Linked DNA regions of Homo sapiens: region 1 is linked to region 2. Evidence: read pairs that join two places in POLR2A ChIA-PET (ENCODE). Cell type or tissue: OCI-LY7. All regions are shown on one strand.

What was found. Peaks named below come from ENCODE experiments on the same cell type or tissue, not always from the same donor. Only the 100,000 strongest peaks of a DNase experiment are listed, where the experiment ranks them.
Region 1: POLR2A ChIA-PET joins it to region 2 with 6 read pairs; 4 of 35 experiments call an interaction of 5 or more read pairs at or near these places.

The regions. Positions count from the first base shown.
Region 1 is chr3:136,084,821-136,089,820 of GRCh38, forward strand. PPP2R3A (protein phosphatase 2 regulatory subunit B''alpha) reads left to right here. Exons shown (of 14, transcript NM_002718.5): 9 at 3,063-3,111. Among named protein-coding and RNA genes, the nearest start is that of MSL2, 110 kb to the right of the region's middle. In OCI-LY7, no CTCF peak of the experiment used is centred here; no DNase peak of the experiment used is centred here.
Region 2 is chr3:136,168,714-136,173,713 of GRCh38, forward strand. All of the region lies in intron 1 of MSL2 (MSL complex subunit 2), which reads right to left. Among named protein-coding and RNA genes, the nearest start is that of MSL2, 25 kb to the right of the region's middle. In OCI-LY7, no CTCF peak of the experiment used is centred here; no DNase peak of the experiment used is centred here; H3K27ac peaks cover 593 bases.

The DNA.
Region 1 (5,000 bases), 84 kb before region 2:
AGACTTGCATCGGGCCTGTAGCCCCTTTGTTTTGACTGATTTCTCCCATTTGGAACAGGTGTATTTACCCAATGCCTGTATCCCTGTTGTATCTAGGAAGTAACTAACTTGCTTTTGATTTTACAGGCTCATAGGTGGAAGGAAGTTGGGTTGTCTCAGATGAGACTTTGGACTGTGGACTTTTGAGTTAATGCTAAAATGAGTTAAGACTTTGGGGGGACTGTTGCGAAGGCATGATTGGTTTTGAAGTGTGGGGATCTGAGATATGGGAGGAGCCATGGTTGGAACAATATGGTTTGGCTGTGTCCCCACCCAAATCTCTTATTGAATTGTAGCTCCCATAATCCCCAAGTGAAATGGGAGGGACCAGGTAGGAGTTAATTGAGTCATGGGGGCGGGTCTTTCCTGTGCTGCTCTCATGATAGTGAGTAAGTCTCATGAGAGCTCATGGTTTTAGAAAGGGGAGTTCCCCCACACACACCCCTGCTGCCATGTAAGATGTGCCTTTGCTTCTCCTTTGCCTTCCACCATGATTGTGAGGCCTCCCCAGCCATGTGGAACTGTGAGTCCATTAAACCTCTTTCCTTTATAAATTACCCAGTCTCAGGTATGTCGTTATTAGCAGCGTGAGAACAGACTAATACAGATGGGGTTTCGCCTTGTTGCCCAGGCTGGTCTCGAACTCTTGGGTTCAAGTGATCCACTCGCTTTGGCCTGCCAAAGTGCTAGGATTACAGGCATGATCCACCACACCTGGCCTGATTTAATATTAACTAAGCACTAAGATACATTGATTCATTCTTCTCTCATAAGATTGTCCCTGTTCTGTCCTTAAATGCCTTCTCAGGCACTGTTGATTTTTAAATGATACTTTAGCTTATTAGATATAGCAGAGTATGAATCTTAAATAAATGCATTGAATTTTGTTTTTGTTTTTTGGTATGGCTGTTACTAATGGTATGCATCTTAAGAAAAGGCTCATCAGGCAGGGGGCAGTGGCTCATGCCTGCAATACCAGCACTTTGGGAGGCCAAAGCGAGTGGATCACTTGAACCCAAGAGTTCGAGACCAGCCTGGGCAACATGGTGAAACCCTGTCTCTACAAAAAATACAAAAATTAAAAATTAAAAAATGTCTTTCAAATGACAAAAATACAAATATTAGTCAGATGTGGTAGCACATGCCTGTAGTCCCAGCTACTCAGGAGGCTGAGATGGGAGGATCTCCTGAACCTGGGGAAGTTGAGGATGCAGTGAGCCATGATGGTGCTGCTACACTCCAGCCTGAGCGACAGGGAGACCCTGTCTCAAAGAAAAAAAAAAAGGTTTGTTGTATATGATGTCAGGTTTCATAGAGCTTTGCGTATTTAAGAAATAAAGTTGGCCAGGCGCGGTGGCTCACGCCTGTAATCCCAGCACTTTGGGAGGCCAAGGCAGGTGGATTACTAGGTCAGGAGTTCAAGACCAGCCTGAACAACATGGTGAAACCCCATCTCTACTAAAAATACAAAAATTAGCCGGGTGTGGTGGTGCGTGCCTGTAATCCTAGCTACTCGGGAGGCTGAGGCAGGAGAACCGCTTGAACCCAGGAGGCAGAGGTTGCAGTAAGCCGAGATCACACCACTGTACTCCAGCCTGGGCGACAGAGCGAGAAGGGGCCACTGAATACTCCATAATTATCCACTCACCAGACTGTCCCTAATGAGACAACATAGAATAACATGATCTTCAATTTTAGGAAGCTAAACCTTCCCAAGCTAAAAAATGCCTTTAAAAAAAGATTTTGGCTTTACAATTAAATATCCTTGCCTTTCCTATATAGCCCTCTTTTTTTCTATCTAGTACAAATTAACCCCATAAACCAATGTTCAGCAAAATATAGAAGGTCTTTATATAAGCTTTGGTGTGTGGCCAGGCACGGCTGTTCCAATACACATATTCCCAACTTTCTTTGGCCAAACCAATTTACCTTTATGCTAACTGTACCTAACTATGTGCAGAAGAATTCGATGCTGATAGCTGCTAAGTCCCTAATGACCTTATTGATGATCCTGAAATTTTAGTGTGCATGCCATTGCCTGGGGCATCTGTTAAAGAACAGGCTGGGCATGGTGGCTCACGCCTGTATTCCTAGCACTTTGGGAGGCTGAGGTGGGCAGATCACCTGAGGTTGTGAGTTCAAGACCAGCCTGCCCAACATGGAGAAACCCCATCGCTAATAAAAATACAAAAAAATTAGCCAGGTATGGTGGCGCATGCCTGTAATCCCAGCTACTTGGGAAGCTGAGGCAGGAGAATCACTTGAATCCGGGAGGCGGAGGTTGCAGTGAGCCGAGATCACGCCATTGCACTCCAGCCTGGGCAACAGGAGCAAAACTCTGTCTCAAAAATAAATAAATAAATGAAAGAACAGGTCTCTAGTCGTGTCTCTCTCTCTCTCTCTCTCTCTCTCTCTCTCTCTCTCTCTCTCTCTCTCTCTCACCAACATGCTAACTTAAGCCACGATTATCTATGTGAATAAAACTTCCTGATGGAATTTCTAAAAATCTTATGTTATATCATGTTAAACCCTGGGCTTTTATAAAATGGGAATATAAGAAAAGTATGTTTGTAGTGTGTTTGAGTAGCTTTTAAAAAAACTACTTGAAAGCATTCTCCATTGTTTTAACTTCGTTTTGTTTTATTTTACATTGTTTTAGGAGCTTACACAATCAGTTCTCCCTTGAATTTAAGGATAAAACTTGTCTTGTTTATAGGAAAATTGGTCTCATTGGATAAGATCAAAACAAATCCTATATATTTTTGTCCTAGCTGTCAGGATGTTCAGACCTAACTTAGCATTCAACTATATTAATACTTCCCAGATGTCAGCCACATTCATTTGCCTGTTATTTTTTAAAATTATATTAAAATTATGCGTAAATAAAAATGTACTCACATTCTCATCATGGACGATGGTTACGGTTTAGCTTGTAGCTAGTGAAAAGCAAATTTGTGAAAAGTATTGCCTTTATGGAGCATGTTTCTAACTAGCTTTGCAATTTTTTTTTTATCTACATTTAGCTTCATCAAGCAGGATTATTGAAAGGATATTCTCTGGTGCAGTAACAAGGTAAGAAAACGTTTAATGCTGTGTTTAAAAATGAACTACAAGTAATACCATAACCATCTCATTTTAGCAAAGCTTCCTGAATAATTTGGCAGTGCTATTGGACCAAATAATATCCTATAAAACATAGTTATGGCTTAATACAAGACAGTAATTCTTTTTTAAAAAAATAATTTCAACTTTTCTGATTCAGGGGGTACACGTGCAGGTCTGTCACATGGGAACACTGGGTGATGATGAGATTTGGTGTATGGAGGATCCTGTCACACAGGCAGTGAGCACAACACCCAACAGGCAGTCCCTCAGCCCTCACTGTGCTCACTCCCTACCCACTTCAGCAGTCCCCAGTGTCCATTGTTCCCATCTTTATGTCCATGTGTACTCAGTATTAGCTTCCACTTACAAGTGAGAACATACGGTATTTGGTTTTCTGTTCCTGTGTTAATTCGCTTAGGATGATGGCCTTCAGCTGCCTCCATGTTGCTGCAGGGACATGATTTCATAATTTTTATGGCTGCATAGTATTCAATGGTATATATGTACCACATTTTCTTTATCCAGTCTACTGTTGGTAGGCATCTAGGTTGATTCCATGTCTTTGCTATTGTGAATAGTGCTGGATAAACATACAAGTACCTGTATCTTTGTGGTAGAATGATTTATTTTCCTTTGGGTATATACCCAGTAATGGGATTGCTGGGTCGAATGGTAGTTCTGTTTTAAGTTCTCTGAGAAATCAACTGCTCTCCACCACAGCTGGACCCATTTACATTCCCACTAACAGTGTATAAGTATTCCCTTTTCTCCACAGCCTCACCAGCATGTGTTACATTTTGACGTTTTAGTAGTTGACATTCTGGCTGTTGTGAGATGGTATCTTGTTGTGGTTTTGATTTGCATTTCTCTAATGATGAATGATGTTGAGATTGTTTCATGTTTGTTGGCTGCCTGTATGTCTTCTTTTGAGAAGTGTCCGTTCATGTCCTTTGCCCATTTTTAAATGGGGTTGTTTTTTGCTTGTTGATTTAAGTTCGATATAGAGTCTGGATATTAGACCTCTGTTGGATACATAGTTTAAGAATATTTTCTCCCATTCTGTAGGTAGGTAGTTAAATCTGTTGATAGTTTCTTTTGCTGTGCAAAAGCTCTTTAGTTTAATTAGGTCCCAATCATCAATTTTTGGTTGTGTTGCAGTTGCTTTTGAGGACTTAGCCATAAATTATTTGCCTAGGCTAATGTCAAGAAGGGTATTTCCTAGGGTTTTTTCTAGAATTGTTATAGTTTCAGGTCTGATATTTAAGTCTTTAATCCATTGTGAATTAATTTTTTATATGGTAAAAAGTAAGGGTCTGGTTTCATTCTTCTGCATATAGCTAATCAATTATCCCAGCACTGTTTATTGAATAGGGAGTCTTTTTCCCGTTGTTTGTTTTTATCGACTTTGTCAAATATCAGATGGTTGTAGGTGTGCAGCTTTATTTCTGGGCTCTCTCTTCTGCTCCATTGGTCTGTGTGTCTGTTTTTGTACCAGTACCATGCTGTTTTGGATACAGTAGCCTTATAGTGTAGTTTGAAGTCAGGTACTATGATACCTCTCGCTTGGTTGTTTTTGCTTAAGATTGCTTTAGCTATTGGGACTTTGTTTTTGGTTCCATATGAATTTTAGAATGGTGTTGTTTTTTTTTTTTTCTTAAAAAAAAACTAGTCTGTGAAAAACGACATTAGTTTAATAAGAATAACATTGAATCTGTAGATTGCTTTGGGGAGTATGGCTATTTTAACGATATTGAATCTTCCTATCCATGACCATGGAATGTTTTTCCATTGGTTTGTGTTATCTCTGATTTCTTTCAGCAGAGTGTTGTAGTCCTCCCTGTAGAGATTTTTCACCT
Region 2 (5,000 bases):
CTGCACGTTCTGCACATGTATCCCAGAACTTGAGTATAATAATAAAAAAAAAAAACTCACCAAAGTTTTTAAATATTAAGTTTTCCAGGTTCACTAATTCTAAAACCAATTTCCTCAGCAATTACTGTTCAATGAGATAACACCCTTTTTGACAGCCACTGCTTTCCAAATGGCCCAGATAACTTTACTGATCATCTAAGCATAGCTACAATCATATATACAGAAGAAAATACAGAAGAAAAAAAAGAAAACCTTTATTAACAGCAAAAAGCATTTTGTTGCCAGCCATATCACACGGCTGTGAGGCTCTTGATCAAAAGACAGGATGGTAACTTAAGCAATGACAAAACATTTTTAATGGATGACAAGAGGCGCACTTTATCTTGGAAAGGCACTCTGAAACGCTGCAAACAGAAAATCTTCCACTATTTTGTACAGGAATGTAGTCTTGGATTCTGCCAGGCAAATCTTTCCTGTACCATGGGGGCATGGCTTGTTTTTGTTGTTGTTGTTTTGGCGGGGGGGGGGGGGGGGGGGGGTGCTTATTTTTTAAATGGTTACGGGTACATAATTTTTGTGCATATGTATGGGGGTACACGTGATATTCTGACAAGCATATAACCTGTAACAATCAAATGAGGCTAACTGGAATATCCATCACCTCAAACATTTATCATTTCCTTGTGTTGGGAACATTCCAAATCCACTCCTATTATTGGTTTTGGTGGGTTGTTTGTTTTTTGTGTTTTTTTTGAGACGCAGTCTCACTCTGTCACCTAGGCTGCAGTGGAGTGGCATAATCTGGGCTCACTGCAACCTCTGCCTCCCTGGTTCAAGCAATTCTCCTGCCTCAACCTCCTGAGTAACTGGGATTACAGGTGCACACCACCACGCCCAGCTAATATTTTGTATTTTTAGTAGAGACGGGGTTTCACCATGTTGGCCAGGGTGGTCTTGAACTCCTCCTGACCTCAGGTGATCCACCTGCCTCGGCCTCCCAAAGTGCTGGGATTACAGGCGTGAGCCACCGCACCCAGCCTCTACGTGTTTTGAAATATACAATAAATCATGGTTAACTGGCCAGGCACGCTCCAGCACTTTGGGAGGCCAAGGTGGATTGATCACTTGAGGTCAGGAGTTCAAGACCAGCCTGGTCAACATGGTAAAACCTCATCTCTACTAAAAATAAAAAAGTAGCCAGGTGTGGTGGCAGATGCCTGTAATCCCAGTTACTCGGGCTGAGGCACAAATCATTTGAGCCCAGGAGGTGAAAGATGCAGTGATCCAGGATCGCGCCACTGCACTCCAGCCTGGGCGACAGAGAGACTCCATTAAAAAAAAAAAAATCAGCGGGGCGGTGGCTCATGTCTATAATCCCAGCACTTTGGGAGGCTGAGGCAGGCAGATCACCTGAGGTCAGGGGTTCACGACCAGCCTGGCCAACATGGTGAAACCCCGTCTCTACTTAAAAATATATATATATACAAAAATTAGCTGGGCGTGGTGGTGCATGCCTGTAATCCCATCTACTCAGGAGGCTGAGGCAGGAGAATCATTTGAGCCCAGGAGGCAGAAGCTACAGTGAGCCGACATCACACTACTGCACTCCAGCCTGGGAGACAAGAGCAAAAATCCCTCTCAAAAAAAAAAAACCATTGTTAACTATAGTCATTCTACTGTGTGACTGAAGTACAAGACCTTTCCATAAAGACTCAATCCAACCATATTTGTTTCAAATATACTTCACAGCTTTCCATTTTCTACAGGATGACCAAAAGGAAAAAAAACTCTGTCCTTTTTTTTTTTTTTTTTTTTTTTTGAGATGGGAGTCTCGCTCTGTCGCCAGGCTGGAGTGCAGTGGCGTGATCTCGGCTCACTGCTGCCTCCTGGGTTCAAGCGATTCTCCTGCCTCAGCCTCCCGAGTAGCTGGGACTACAGGCGTGCGTCACCATGCCCAGCTAATTTTTGTATTTTTAGTAGAGACATTCACTATGTTGGCCAGGATGGTCTCGATCTCTTGACTTCGTGATCCGCCCACCTCAGCCTCCCAAAGTGCTGGGATTACAGGCGTGAGCCACTGTGCCCAGCCTGTCCATATTTTTAAATAACTCCAATCAGGCCAAAAAAGAATACAAGCCTGATCTCAAACTGGCAGGGGGATACCTTTTTAATTTATAAAAGGAGGTAAAAATGAGGTAGCAGAACCCTAACAATGATGGGAGGGAAAAGAGGCCAATTATATGCCAAGATTTGTTCAATATGTTTGAGAAAGTATTCTACTTTCTGTTCCATCCCGAAACATGTCCTAATGATGAATGTTTTCTGTATGTTTGGCATTGTAAAAGTAATCATTTTCTTTCATTATATTATTACTCAACATTTACCTGGGTATGTCTCACAAACATGAGAAAATGAGACATGTTAAATCTTTAAAAATTTAGCAAGTCATTGCTGTTTCAAATCAAAAGGAAGTGTAAAGTTAGTCACTGTTACAAGTCAGATTCCTAGGCATGCAAACTCTTAGGACAGGTTAGTGTGCAGAAAACTTATGAAGAGCTTCTCTCAGGATTATCATTTGTAAAGGAAGGAAGGAAGTGGCTGGGATGAACTCACAAAAAAGGCCTCAGATGACCCAAAAGAAACTCTAAAGCTGAATGACTCCTTAGGGTTGTCCTATGCTGGGCCCAAGGAGCCAGGTACTTTAATGAACCAGAACCTGGAGGCACACTACTCACAACGAAAGCATGTGACCATGAATGAGTTGCTCTCTTCAGCCAAGGATGATTCCCAGACAGGTCTCACAGCCTCAGCAGCACACCCACTAGCTAAAAGAATGAATTTCTTTAAGCCTTAAGTGGGGATTTGGGTATTACATCATGGCATCCACTACAATCAGTAATTCTGTAACTGTCCAAGTCTGACAAATTTTGAGTAAAACAATGTCATATATATTAATAGTGTGCTCCTAAGTGATTTGGCCCTCAGTTTCTTAAAGCTATTAACTAAATATCTAGGTTCTTTTCACAGCTGTAAAATTTGATGATTCCAAGACGTATGGCCAGGTCTATAAAGGGTGTATCAAAAGCCTTGCATTTGGGTATAATTAATTTTCACTAGGTATCATGTTGAGGTAACAGGTATGTATGTGAGAGTTTTATTCTACTTTGTATGTTGAAACTTTTTCTTTTTTTTGGAGACAGGGTCCCACTCTGTTGCCCAGTCGCTTAGGATGAAGTGCAGTGTCATGGCTCATCGTAGCCTCAACCTCCTGGGGCTCAAGCAATCCTCCTAACTCAGCCTTCTGCGTAGGTGGGACCACAACTCCTGGCTCAAGCGATCCACCCACCTTGGCCTCCCAAAGGGCTGGGATTACAGGCGTGAGCCACCGCACCTGGCCTGTATATTGAAATTTTCTATAAACGTGACAAAATAAAGTCCAATGAAAGCTTGAATATTTCTACTTATGTCAATTTTTTCATGCTTCCAAATTTACCAGAAGGTTTACATATTTAAGTATTCTCCCTCTCTCCACCTCTCATCATACTCATACTCACTCCCCGACAACACATACACACATACAGTACCCTTTTCTTCTTCCCTCCTACGTAAATCCTCCTCTCCCTCCAATGCTTTGGCTCACATACCTCCCATACTCCCCCCACCCAGTTACCTATACCTAATGTTATTTATACCCTCTCTCTCACTTCCACCTTCAACCTTCCTTCCTATAGCAACTCCCCATCCAGTTATTCCCTATGCAGAAGCTTCTCACCAGAATGTGTCTTCTAATGAAAGGCAAAAATTGCTAATCCCAAATGTAGTGGGCACTTCTGGTTCATTATTCTTCCCTTGAAATGCTCTCCTCCTTTCTCCCCTAACACTGTCTCCGTCATCTCCTCTACATCCTCTTCTGTCCCCTCATTAATTTTAGTATTTCCCATGTTTCCTTAATAGGATCTACTCTCCTTACTCCCTTTCAGTAATCCTTAGTAATCCTTACTGACACAGACCCCTTTGAGAATCTGACTATACAAATGTGTACGTCTTCAGTTCAAGAGCTAATAAAAAAAAAAGTACAAATTGTTGTTCAGAATCTTATGAGGATCATTAATCTTTTCCCCTTTTGAAACAGACATGACACCATACAAACTTTAAAACTGACCTACGGGGCCGGGCACAGTGGCTCACACCTGTAATCCCAGTACTTTGGGAGGCCAAGGCAAGAGGATCACTTGAGGTCAGGAGTTCAAGACCTGACTGTCCAACATGGCGAAACCCTACCTCTACTAAAAATACAAAACCAGCCAGGCATGGTGGTGTGCGCCTGTAATCCCAGCTACTTGGGAGGCTGAGGCACAAAAATCGCTTGAACCCAGAAAGCAGAGGTTGCAGTGAGCTGAGATCACGCCACTGCACTCCAGCCTGGGCGACAGAGCAAGACTTTGTCTCAAAATAAACAAACAAACAAACAAAAGAAGGTGGAACATACTTCTTTCTAGAGTGATTGCCCATAAAGCTGTTTTAACTACTGTTCATAAACTGGTGACTTCTGAATCTGTATCTCCAACTCAAATCTTTCTCCCCTGAACTTCAGACCCAATATCGAAGTGCCTACTAGGAATCTCATCTCTCTTTTGCCAACCCACAGGTAATTCAAGCTTAACATGAGCAAATATAAATTTTATCTCCCATAAATCCCCACCTAAAAGCCTGGTCTTCCTCCTGCATCCCTTATTCTCTTGGTACTGACACTATCATTCATTCACAAACTAAATACCTTGAAACCACCCAGACTCTTCACCTCCATTCCATATCCAATTGTTCTCCCTGCATGTAGTTTATAAAAATCTGCCAATTCCACCCCTTCAGGTTTTATTTGCATGACTACTACTGCCTTAGTTCAACCTTCATCATTGTTCACCCCGAATTTCGAGTTTTCTAGCTTATCTCCGTGCCTTACCTAATCAATTCATCTTCCACACTGCCACCATATGATCTTT